Regions from separate parts of the Homo sapiens genome. Here region 2 is linked to region 1. A link is an interaction called in ENCODE POLR2A ChIA-PET data of the cell type or tissue named here. Cell type or tissue: endothelial cell of umbilical vein. All regions are shown on one strand.

Evidence for each region. Peaks named below come from ENCODE experiments on the same cell type or tissue, not always from the same donor. Only the 100,000 strongest peaks of a DNase experiment are listed, where the experiment ranks them.
Region 2: POLR2A ChIA-PET joins it to region 1 with 5 read pairs; 2 of 35 experiments call an interaction of 5 or more read pairs at or near these places.

Annotation. Positions count from the first base shown.
Region 1 is chr1:87,965,765-87,970,764 of GRCh38, forward strand. LOC101927871 (a long non-coding RNA gene) reads left to right here. Exons shown (of 3, transcript XR_426720.4): 3 at 857-967. The region is part of intron 1 of LOC105378836 (a long non-coding RNA gene); the gene reads right to left. Among named protein-coding and RNA genes, the nearest start is that of LINC01773, 62 kb to the left of the region's middle. RefSeq lists enhancers at 2,530-3,031, 3,032-3,531. In endothelial cell of umbilical vein, no CTCF peak of the experiment used is centred here; a DNase peak (open chromatin) is centred at 2,677; H3K27ac peaks cover 1,562 bases.
Region 2 is chr1:88,092,933-88,097,932 of GRCh38, forward strand. No RefSeq gene overlaps it. Among named protein-coding and RNA genes, the nearest start is that of LINC01773, 190 kb to the left of the region's middle. In endothelial cell of umbilical vein, no CTCF peak of the experiment used is centred here; no DNase peak of the experiment used is centred here.

The DNA.
Region 1 (5,000 bases):
GATAAAATTTTAATGGATAATTTTCAGAAGCAGAATGTTAACCATTGGGAAAATATGAAGGGAAACTTAGCATTATAGTATAGGAGAAGCAAAGTGAAGGAATAAATTGACTATAAATACAGATAAACAATGCTACATAAAAAAGTTCTTAAAAGCTTTTCTTATCGAAAACAGAATTTCGACTTTAAAAAGGCCCTTACTATAATAGCAATATATATATATATATATGCTTTTTTGTTTCTGTGTCCATTTCTAAGTTTCTTTCCCCTAATCTTTTCTATTTTGTAAAATGATATGGGGAAAGGGAATCATACTGTAAGCTATACCATTAGATATACATTTGCACAGTGTTGATTTCTATTTTTGATGTTAGCTACAGAAGTGGGCATGTATACCCCTGGCTTCAATTAAGAGATAAGACAGAATGGTACTACATTCAGGCCTGCTCCTTTGCACTGAGGTTCTGCATTTCCTCTTTCCCCTTGCTGTTTAGTGTGAATTTCCCTGCCTGTATGGAGGGAAGGAGTCCAGTTCCTTCGCACCCACCCGCCCCCTTCTTTTTAAGGAGAGAGCTCAGTGCTGTACAAGAGCAGGGTTTCAGAGCAGACATTCATGTGCACAGTGTGACCTTCAGCATGTACCTTAACATCTTTGAGCCTCAGTGTTCCCATCCGTGAGATGGAAATAATAATTCCTACCTTATTGTATTCTTGTGATATTTGGGAATAATGCTCATGAATCACAGCTGATACAATGCTTAACACAAATGAGCTACTCAAATATTACTTTATGATGATACTATTTTATTTTTTGAGCTTCTCATACCTGCTGCCTTGGATTCTGCCTTCTTTTTAAGCTTTCCTGATCAATTTCATCACACAAGCTGGCAGCTATGGGCAGTGAGGGAAGGAAGGGGCAATCTCCTCACTAGACAGCCGTGCCAAGGTCACCCTGGTCCATCCATGAGGTAAGCCATGTGACAGCCAAACCACTGCAGGACCCTAAAAGTCACTATGTGACCTGGAGCCACAAACTCAAGGTGCTGGGGACACTCCAGAAAGGCAGATGCTGATCTCCTGCAAGAAGGGATCTTCTTCCTCAGAGACACTGAGGATGACCATCAATTTCCCTCACTTAACACCGCTTCTCGCATAAGATGCTGTACAGGGGACCTCACCATTAGTTCAAAGTTTTAGAGCAGAATCAACTGTAACACAAATGTTCCTGTTTAAAAACGTGAGATCGAGTAACATGTTGAGCGTTTCTTCCCTCTGTTTTCCTTTTCTTTCTCTCTCAACCATCTTATCCACTTCATTATGTTTTTATGTGAGGGCTGGCCCTGGTTCCTAAATAATCTTGGCAGTATATTCTTTCTTCTCTCCAGCCCCAATACAGGATTTTGGACCAGGTAGATCATTAATAAATAGTATTTAAAATTGAACTTAGCCCTTTTACTTAAGGTGGTTTATTTAGCTGACTAAAAACTGATCCTCTTTATTAGCTAGGATGAGGGGACTTTCTGGTATAGTTGCTAATATGTAGGATTTAGAGTCAAACAGAACGAGACTGTTATCCTAACTCTGACATTAGTTAACATCTTGGGCAAATTTCTTAATGACTCTGAGTTTTCGTTTTCTCAATTATAAAATGGAAATAATAATTCCTATTTCTTAGGATTAGTATAAGTAGGATTGCCAGGTAATATACAAGATACCTAGTTCAATATGAATTGCAGATAAATAATGATATTTTTCATACAAATATGTCCCAAATATTGTACAGAACACATTTACACTAAAAAATTATTTATTGTTTATCTGAAGTTCACATTTAACTAGACACCCTATATTTTTATTTGCTAAGTATGGCAACCCTAATTATAAAGACTAAATGAAAAAATATACTGTAAAGCTACCAGCTTCATTCCCAGTAGGTAGTAGGATTCACTGAGTATTATCATTTCCTTCTTCCCTTGTTGGGTTGTTGTGAGATTAAATGCCTGTCACATAGTACTAATTCAATAAATTTTAGTTTGCCTTTCCTCTCAAGGTTCAGCCTCAGAAGAATCTGTGCTCTGTGCCTAACATTGGAGAAAAAGCCTCAACCGCTTGTGACATTTATCTCTAGGCTTTACTCCTCATCTCTACTCCCCAGGGCCTGTTTGTAGCATGCAACAGAGAGCGTGGAGTGGCCTAGTTAAAAGGACAAAGTAGACGGGACAGAGCTGTTAATACCGGTCCCCCTCAACTTAAGGCAACTTTATCTTTGAAAATCTGAACTTACTCTGGAAGCAGATGTCTGAAGGAGTGATTATTCCCGTGATTTTATAAAATGTTCCATTACAAAAATTCTTTAAATTGTGAGCTCTCTAAAGAGTTCCAAAACAAAGTTTTAAAAAGGATTTGATTTACAAAAACATAGACGTAAGATAACCTGTTCAGCAATAAATCTGTTACCTAAAGAGTGTGATAAAGGCGTTACTAACAGCTCTATAAAACTTGCTTCCAGAGGCACCACTCAGCCCCCAGGTCAGCTTTTCCGGACACTGTTATTCATCTGGCTAGAAAGGCTTTCAGCTGTGACTATTGCCAAAGGCCCTCCTGGGGTGGTGGCCAGGCATGAACTTGGCTGCCCACAAAAGATACAGGCAAGGGTTTTAAGGACATGTTTTCTTTCTTTCTTTTTTTTTTTTTTCTTACAAGTTAAGTGTTGTTGCTCTCTGAGAAGCCTGAGATAGTGCATAGGATATGATTCAACGGAAAGTTTTTGTATGAGAAAATGGCTCTTTCAAAGTGGGCTATCTGAGGATCAGCACATTTGGAGTCTGTCTGACCCACATTTCCAAAGCTACAGCTGGCTCCACTGGACTGGGGCATGTGACAAGCATCCTGGGAGAAGCTGTCCAACATTGGGAAGGGAACACTTCCAAGTCTGGAGAATAGTTAGGGCTAAAACCTATGAATGTCTCTAGATTACACACTGGGTCTTTCCAGGGGAATGAAGGCTTTGGCTGACAGCAGAAAGCAGGTACTGTCCACTTTCTTAGGCTCACATTCTCATGTAAACAGGCCAGGCGGCCACATACTCTGCACCAGCTGCAGCTTCTGGGTGGTCCTGCTAGGAAGTTCCAAGTGGATTGCAGTGCAGTCATGTAGCTGGTGGTCACACAGCTAGAATAAGCATCTGTGGGAGACAGCAAAGGCATGTAGGCTCTCCACTCTCCAGTCTCGGGTGGAAAATCAAAGTAAAATCTGACTTCCCCGAGAAGTCTGTTCTCCAAAATTAAAAAATAAAATGGAACAAGACAAAATCATAGAGTCAAAGAGTGGGTGGATTTTTCTGACAGGCAATTCCTGATGTAAAGATTATTCAGTTCTGCTTCCCCGTTCCTCTTGGGAATATGGAAGTAGAGCCTTTGTAAATGCATGTTAATTTATCAGTGTTATTGCATACTAAGCTATGAATGACATTATGACACTTTTCAGCATCTCTCCTTAGGAAGGCATAACAAGGGTATTGCTGAGTTGGAATTCCCCCTCCACTACTTATTACCTGTTTGACAAGTTACTTAACCTCTCTGTGCCTGTTTTGTTATCTGTAAGTGAGAAATACTAGTAACTCCTTAAAAGGGTCGTTGTGAGAATATAAATGAATTAATATATATAAAAGTTTAGAACACTGTCCGGCATAGAGAGAGCCCTAAGCAAGGATTAACTGTAATTAATATAATGAAAATGACATTAATGTTATGGACTATATTTGTATTGTGCTTTGTAGTTATAAAGCACTTCCACTTCTTTTTGGTGAATCTGTAGTTAAGGTGAAGTGGAGTAAGACTGAAGAATCTCTATTTTTCTTAACGAGGTAAGCGAGAAATAGGAGTAATCATACTATATGAGATTATCCCAGGTAGAAAGGGTGATGTATGTAACTCAAGAGTAGAAGAGGGAAATTCCATAAAGGAGATACTGAGGTGGTTGCTGGGTTGGAATTGAGAACCCAGGTAGAAGAGTAGTAGAATACAAGCAGTGTTCAGGGCTGTGGACAGCAAGGGGAATGGAAATGGATAGAAATCCAAAGAAATGTTTATAAGGAGTTTACAAATAAAAATCAGGAGTCTTAATATGGTTCAGCAGACAGCTAAGGTCTTAAAGGAGTATTTTGCAAATTGAAAACACTTAGTTTTCCTGGTTCTACATTTTACCCCAAAGTCAATTACAGATGAAGGTCTAAGAGCTGAATATATTAAAAATTAGAGAACATAGAGTAACAAGAAGAGAAGAAAATTGAGAATTCATCAAACATTTGGGATAGGTTTAACTTTCTAAAATTAGAATCAATAGAAGAAAATTGATACATGGTGGCATTGAACAAGTACTTTTGAGTATTCACATTTCCGTTTTGATACCCATAGACCAAATCAGGGAAACCCATTTCAGGTCACAAAGATATTACTTCCTACAGAGGATCTTGGCTTCTCAAGGTTCCATCTTTCCATCAAGACCATTAGGTAGTGCTTTATAATCTGTGGGGCCCAGCACAAAGTGAAAATTTGGAGGCCTTTTTCGAAATGCAGGAAACAAGTGCTATTAAATGTACTAAATTATAAAATGCTTTCCCGTCTTCTATGGTCTCTCTTCTGAATTGTCATGATTTCTTTTTTATTTTCTGTTTAATGTCATTCTAAATAAGAAAATAAACAAATGCAAAACAAACGCAAAATATTTCACATGTATATTCTATTAACACTCTACTTTTGGCTTACTAGTGAATAAGGATAGACTAAAAGGAAAAGGAACTATGGATTGGCCTATCATCTCCTTTCATTCCACGTCGTCGTTTCCAGCATAAGTGATTGATTAATGCACAGAATTGACATGGGTAGAAAGGATCCGATAGAGTTCCTTAATTGTTTGTGTTTCTTAGAACTCCATGCCTTCTTTCTGTGGTCTGTTTTTGAAGCTAACCAGAATTCTCCTGGAATGAAAAGCATGGCCTCT
Region 2 (5,000 bases), 130 kb after region 1:
TGGAGTTTATAATAGCAATAGGGAGTAACAAACATAAACAATATTTTAAAAGTAAATTATATCATATGCTATAAGGAAGTGCTATGGGAAAAAAAGACAAAACGTATGGATCATGTAATGGTGATCAAGAATAAAGAGAGAAAGGTTGGATTTCACTGTTAAATAATGTGGTGAGGAGGAGAAGGTGGGATTTAAGCAAAGACTTGAAGTGGATATCTAGGAGGAGAGTGTCTTAAACAGAGGAAATAGCTGGAATAAAGGCCCTAAGGTAGGAGAATGTCTGGCATTTTTGAGGAACAAGGAGGTCACTGCGACTGGCGTGAGAGGGTGAGAGGCAGAATAGAGGTGCTGATGTCACAAGGACTCTGGCTTTTACTCTGAAAAAAATAGGTTAACAAATGTTTCTTCTTCCTGGCAAGAAAGTGACCTGCACTTAGGAAGTATCTGGAAGTCTGGGATATTGAAGTCAGCTATATGGAAAGCAGGGGGGGTGGCACTTATTTGATAGGAAAAGATGAAAATAAAACACATCATCGTCCCTAGGAGCACTTTTACAAGTGGAATACCTTTAAGCAAAATGGACTGAAACGAAACAAAGAGATTCTAGCTAGAAAAAGGAAAGTGGCAGTTCTTAATAGGCAAGTGACAGAACGCCAAAGCGTTGGATGTGTTACTTGACTGAATGAGTCTCAGTCCACTTCCATGGTAGCCTTTGCAAAAAGTGACTGACTTTCACCACTTTAAGCTGCTGTACCTTCTTAAGCTTGTGTACTTTCTGTAGTGCTCCTCACTATGTGGTCCATGGACCGCCAGCATAGTATCACCGGGGGACACTTGTGAAAATACAGGTCCCTGGACCCTACCCAGGCATAGTGGATAATGCTGTCCAGGTAATTTTTACACATCTAAAGTTTGAGAATATGGAACAGAAAGACAGCTTTTTAAGGCTCCCTCTGACTCTGGATTCCTATGAACAGTTTCCCATGCCAGGTCCCCAGAATGTTCAATTTTGTGTGTTTTTGTTTATTGCTGTCAGGGCCATAGATCTTTGGATCAGATAAAGAGAAAAAAGTTGAGAAACATGCCTTTTGATATTGTCACAGGGAAAGGGAGATGATTTAAATAAAATTTTACAGTGTTGCTCATTTCCATAACTGTACAAACATGAAAAATGTTGTGAATAGTTACTGGGTGAAGGTGACCTTTTCATAGTGATGTTTGGATTTGAGGATATATTAATTTTTCTGAGTGTACATGTTGTTTATTGTGATGGTTTGAGCCAATGAGAAGTAATAATGGTTAAATATCTGAGATCTATTGCCTTGTTAGCTATGTTAACAGCCAATGACAACATAATCTAAAGAGATTTACTGTTTGGCTTTAGAAGTAGTATCAAGCTAAAAGTATAATTAAAACATTTATTAGCCTGCCAAGTTAGAGAGAGTAGGTTAAGACTTACAGTTTCTGAAGAGTTGGCAATGCCTTCTTCCCAATTTTGTCTTATGTCCACCTTGCCCCATGCACTATCCCCACATACTCTATAGCAACTGAGAAAATGAGCTCACTAATTTTTTTAAATTTGTAGTTTGAGACCCAAAGACTTGAAAAACATCCTTTGTTGCAAAACCAGCAATTATTGCAATTCTCTAATTACCACGTCTGAGACCTTTCTTCATGCTGGGATGATGCAGACGGTCTCTTGATTTTTTAAAGGTCAAATTACGTTGCTTCAGTATCTTCTGGTGATGGGCCAAATGAGACTAGCTTAATTTAATATGTCTCTGCTGCTTTTCTTTCAATCCAAAGGGGCATCCATCATGGGCTTCTCATTCTGACTGATATTGATCAGGTAATTGCCCTCAGCTTGTCAAACTATCATGATTTTTATAAGAATGAGTCTTTTCTAGAAGAAAGCAGACCCTGAGAGAGATAACAAAGATTGCTAATAGAACTTTGCCCAAAAGCAAGTCAAAGTAGAAGGCAGGATTAGAGAGAGAGAGGAGCTAGAGGAAGGAAGAGGATGAAGAGAGAAAGTAGAGATAGTGCTGTGTCCCAAAATGTAATAATGTAAATTACTATCATCCACTTAGTACAATTCAGAAAATAAATTCCAGGCCAGCACATAACACAATTCAAGGAAAAACAAAAACAACAACAAAAACAAAAACAAAAACAAAACACAGTTTTAACAGTCACCAACTGTGTGGCTTCTCAGAGTAAATGTTTAAAAAATTACCAGCCTCATTTAACGTTCTGTCTGAGGATCCAGGTGGATCCTAATCTTGCGGCTCAGGAACATCATTTACTGTTTCTTAACTAGTCTGAGGTAAATAAACATTTGCCAACTCTAATTTATCAAAAATTATCGGGGTGAAGATGGAACCTAAAATAAAAGAAAAAACTCCTGCCTGGAAAAGAGTTCCTCCAGGAAACTGTCTAAGGTTGACTTGAGGAACATTTTCCTAATATGACTGACACACCAAGCCCAGGGATGTCCTGAGAGAAGCATTCCCATCAAGACATGCTGAGCAGCATAAGAGAAAATTTCAGCTGAATGCCTTTCTGTGAAAGTAGAACAGGCTTACAATAGCTCATGTGAAGAGTGTAGAAAGTCAAAGTGAGCCCACGTCTAGTGTATCATTATCGTTAACAACTGTGTTTCAGGGAGTGCTTGGTATCCAAGAGCTGTTTCAAGCCCCAGGGAGAGCCAAGCTGCTGCAAGGGCTTCAGATAATCATCTACCATCACTACAGATATTCGAGACTAACTTGATGCCCTCTGTTGAGAGTACTTGAGAATAAAGAATGCAGCTTTGTCACCTTGAGAAAATTCTTCCAGTAATAGTTCCTTAAAACACCAGTACCTTCAGGGAAACTGCTTTAAGACAGTTGACTCCTTACTCAGGTCCTTTTTCAGATCTCCGTTGGTCTTAGGCCTTCTTACACGTGGAGACCTTTCCCCGCAACATGTCAACACTTTCTAAAAGTGTACCCATGACCCCCATTCAGCCTAATATTGTTGTCATTTTTTGAAAGGATATTTGTAAAACTTTTTTGGTAATTATTTGGCTATAAGTGATTCACTTGATTCACAATTTGTTATGAGCTCTCAGCAATCATGCATGGATGGAAATTTTGCAATGAGAAAATCTAAACCTACAAATTGTTTTCAAATGCAGTGAAGTTTTAATGAACACTAAATGTAACAATTAAGTTGGCATGATAGCACATCATGTAGGCATTTAATAGATTTCTTAAAATCCATTCTATGGTTTTCTTTTTGGCATTTTGGAGTCATTTTTAGCATGATAATCTTATACCATATCTTCTGTGAATATTTGATCCAGTCTTGGTACTCTCAATGGTAACTGTATCATGAAAAATATTGTTTGTTAGATCTTCATGGTAGATTTGTAGTAGAATTTTTAGAGGTTTCCTTCTTGCAAAGCAAATCTCATATTGTGGTTCATTTACCATTAAGGTCCAGAAATATCCTGAATTGGACAACTATCAGAGTAGTTACACCATACAGGATGTGATATTACCCCAGGCAAGTATGACCCAAGGACAAGTTCAATTTGGGGCTCCACCTGAAACTATGTAGGTGCTCCCTAGAGAAGGATCACAATAAATTGAAGTTACTGAGGAGGGAAAGAAGATGCAGAGAAAATAACTAAAGGAAATGGAAAGTGTTCTTTTCAGTTTTCATTTCTGGGACTCAAGATTTCCTCTTCTATTTTAATTTCTTTCCCACACAGTGTCATTTTTCCTACCTATGTCTCAAAAGAATTGCCAGTGTCATATTGGGCTAACACAGTAAACACACATAGATGCAGCAGGTGAAAGACCTATTCCATTGTGTTCCTTCCCTCTCCTAGCCTTACCTTCCCCCAGAAGAACATGGATTACTGACTTAGTTGAGATGTTTGCTTGCACACCTCTGCATGTATGCTGAGCTATATGCATGTACATTCACAAATGAGTACTCTTAGTGTTTTCCTATTGGGACTCATCCTCCCTGGATGGCAGGTGAGTCTGTAAACCTTGCATCAAACTCACCAAAAATCCTCTTTACCCATCTCCCTCTCCTTTCCTGGCTCCTGGCCCCAACCCTCTGTGGGTCATTAAAGCAAATTTGCATCACCTTGTAGTTGAGAAATCTTAATTTCTGAATACTTTCTATGAATACCACTACCCAGGGTAAACGCTATTTATTTTATTTTGTTCATATTCCTTGCACTGATGCATTTCTTACATCAGAATTTTTTCTCCTATTCAATGGTGATTTATGTTTCTATATATGTATGTGTACACATCTATGTGTGTGTTTGTAGTTTGTGTGTGTGTTTACCATGGTCTAGCCCACTTAATGCTCCTATTCTTTCACATTTTCAAAATTAACAATATTTGTGTAAAGGATAAACTCTCCATTTTAAGGAGCCCTTTTTCTTTCTTAAATCATGTGTGGAATGCACCTTTTGGCTCTTCCCTGTGTAAATAATGTGTAAAATAATCAAAGCACCATCACGACTTGACAGCTCGGGCCTTTGATAAATAGGGCTTTATGTGGGATTATCATATGACATTTCCAAACTAAATTATATTTGAGTCATATAGGGTACTATTGCATTATCATCCCTCATGTAAAATTTGTACATCTTACAAGGATTGGAAGAAAAGAAAGGGATCTGAATTTGGATGCCCTTTATTTTGAACATGAAATTTTAAAAATAAAAAAATAAAGTCATTTATTTAACATTTCCCTGACTGCCTATCTAAGATTTCTGAACTTCTGAAGAGTATCTTATGTGCAGTATTGTCTTGGATTCTATTACTTTGTATACTTAAAATTAACATGTTCAGAAATCCTTGAAGATGAGCTAATTTACCACTCTCTTTACAGATGAGGGAACTAAGCAGAACTAAAAACACATTTCAAATCTCCCTACTCCTTGCACAGTGTTTTCACCTAACCTTATGGCTTGCCTAGATAACCATATA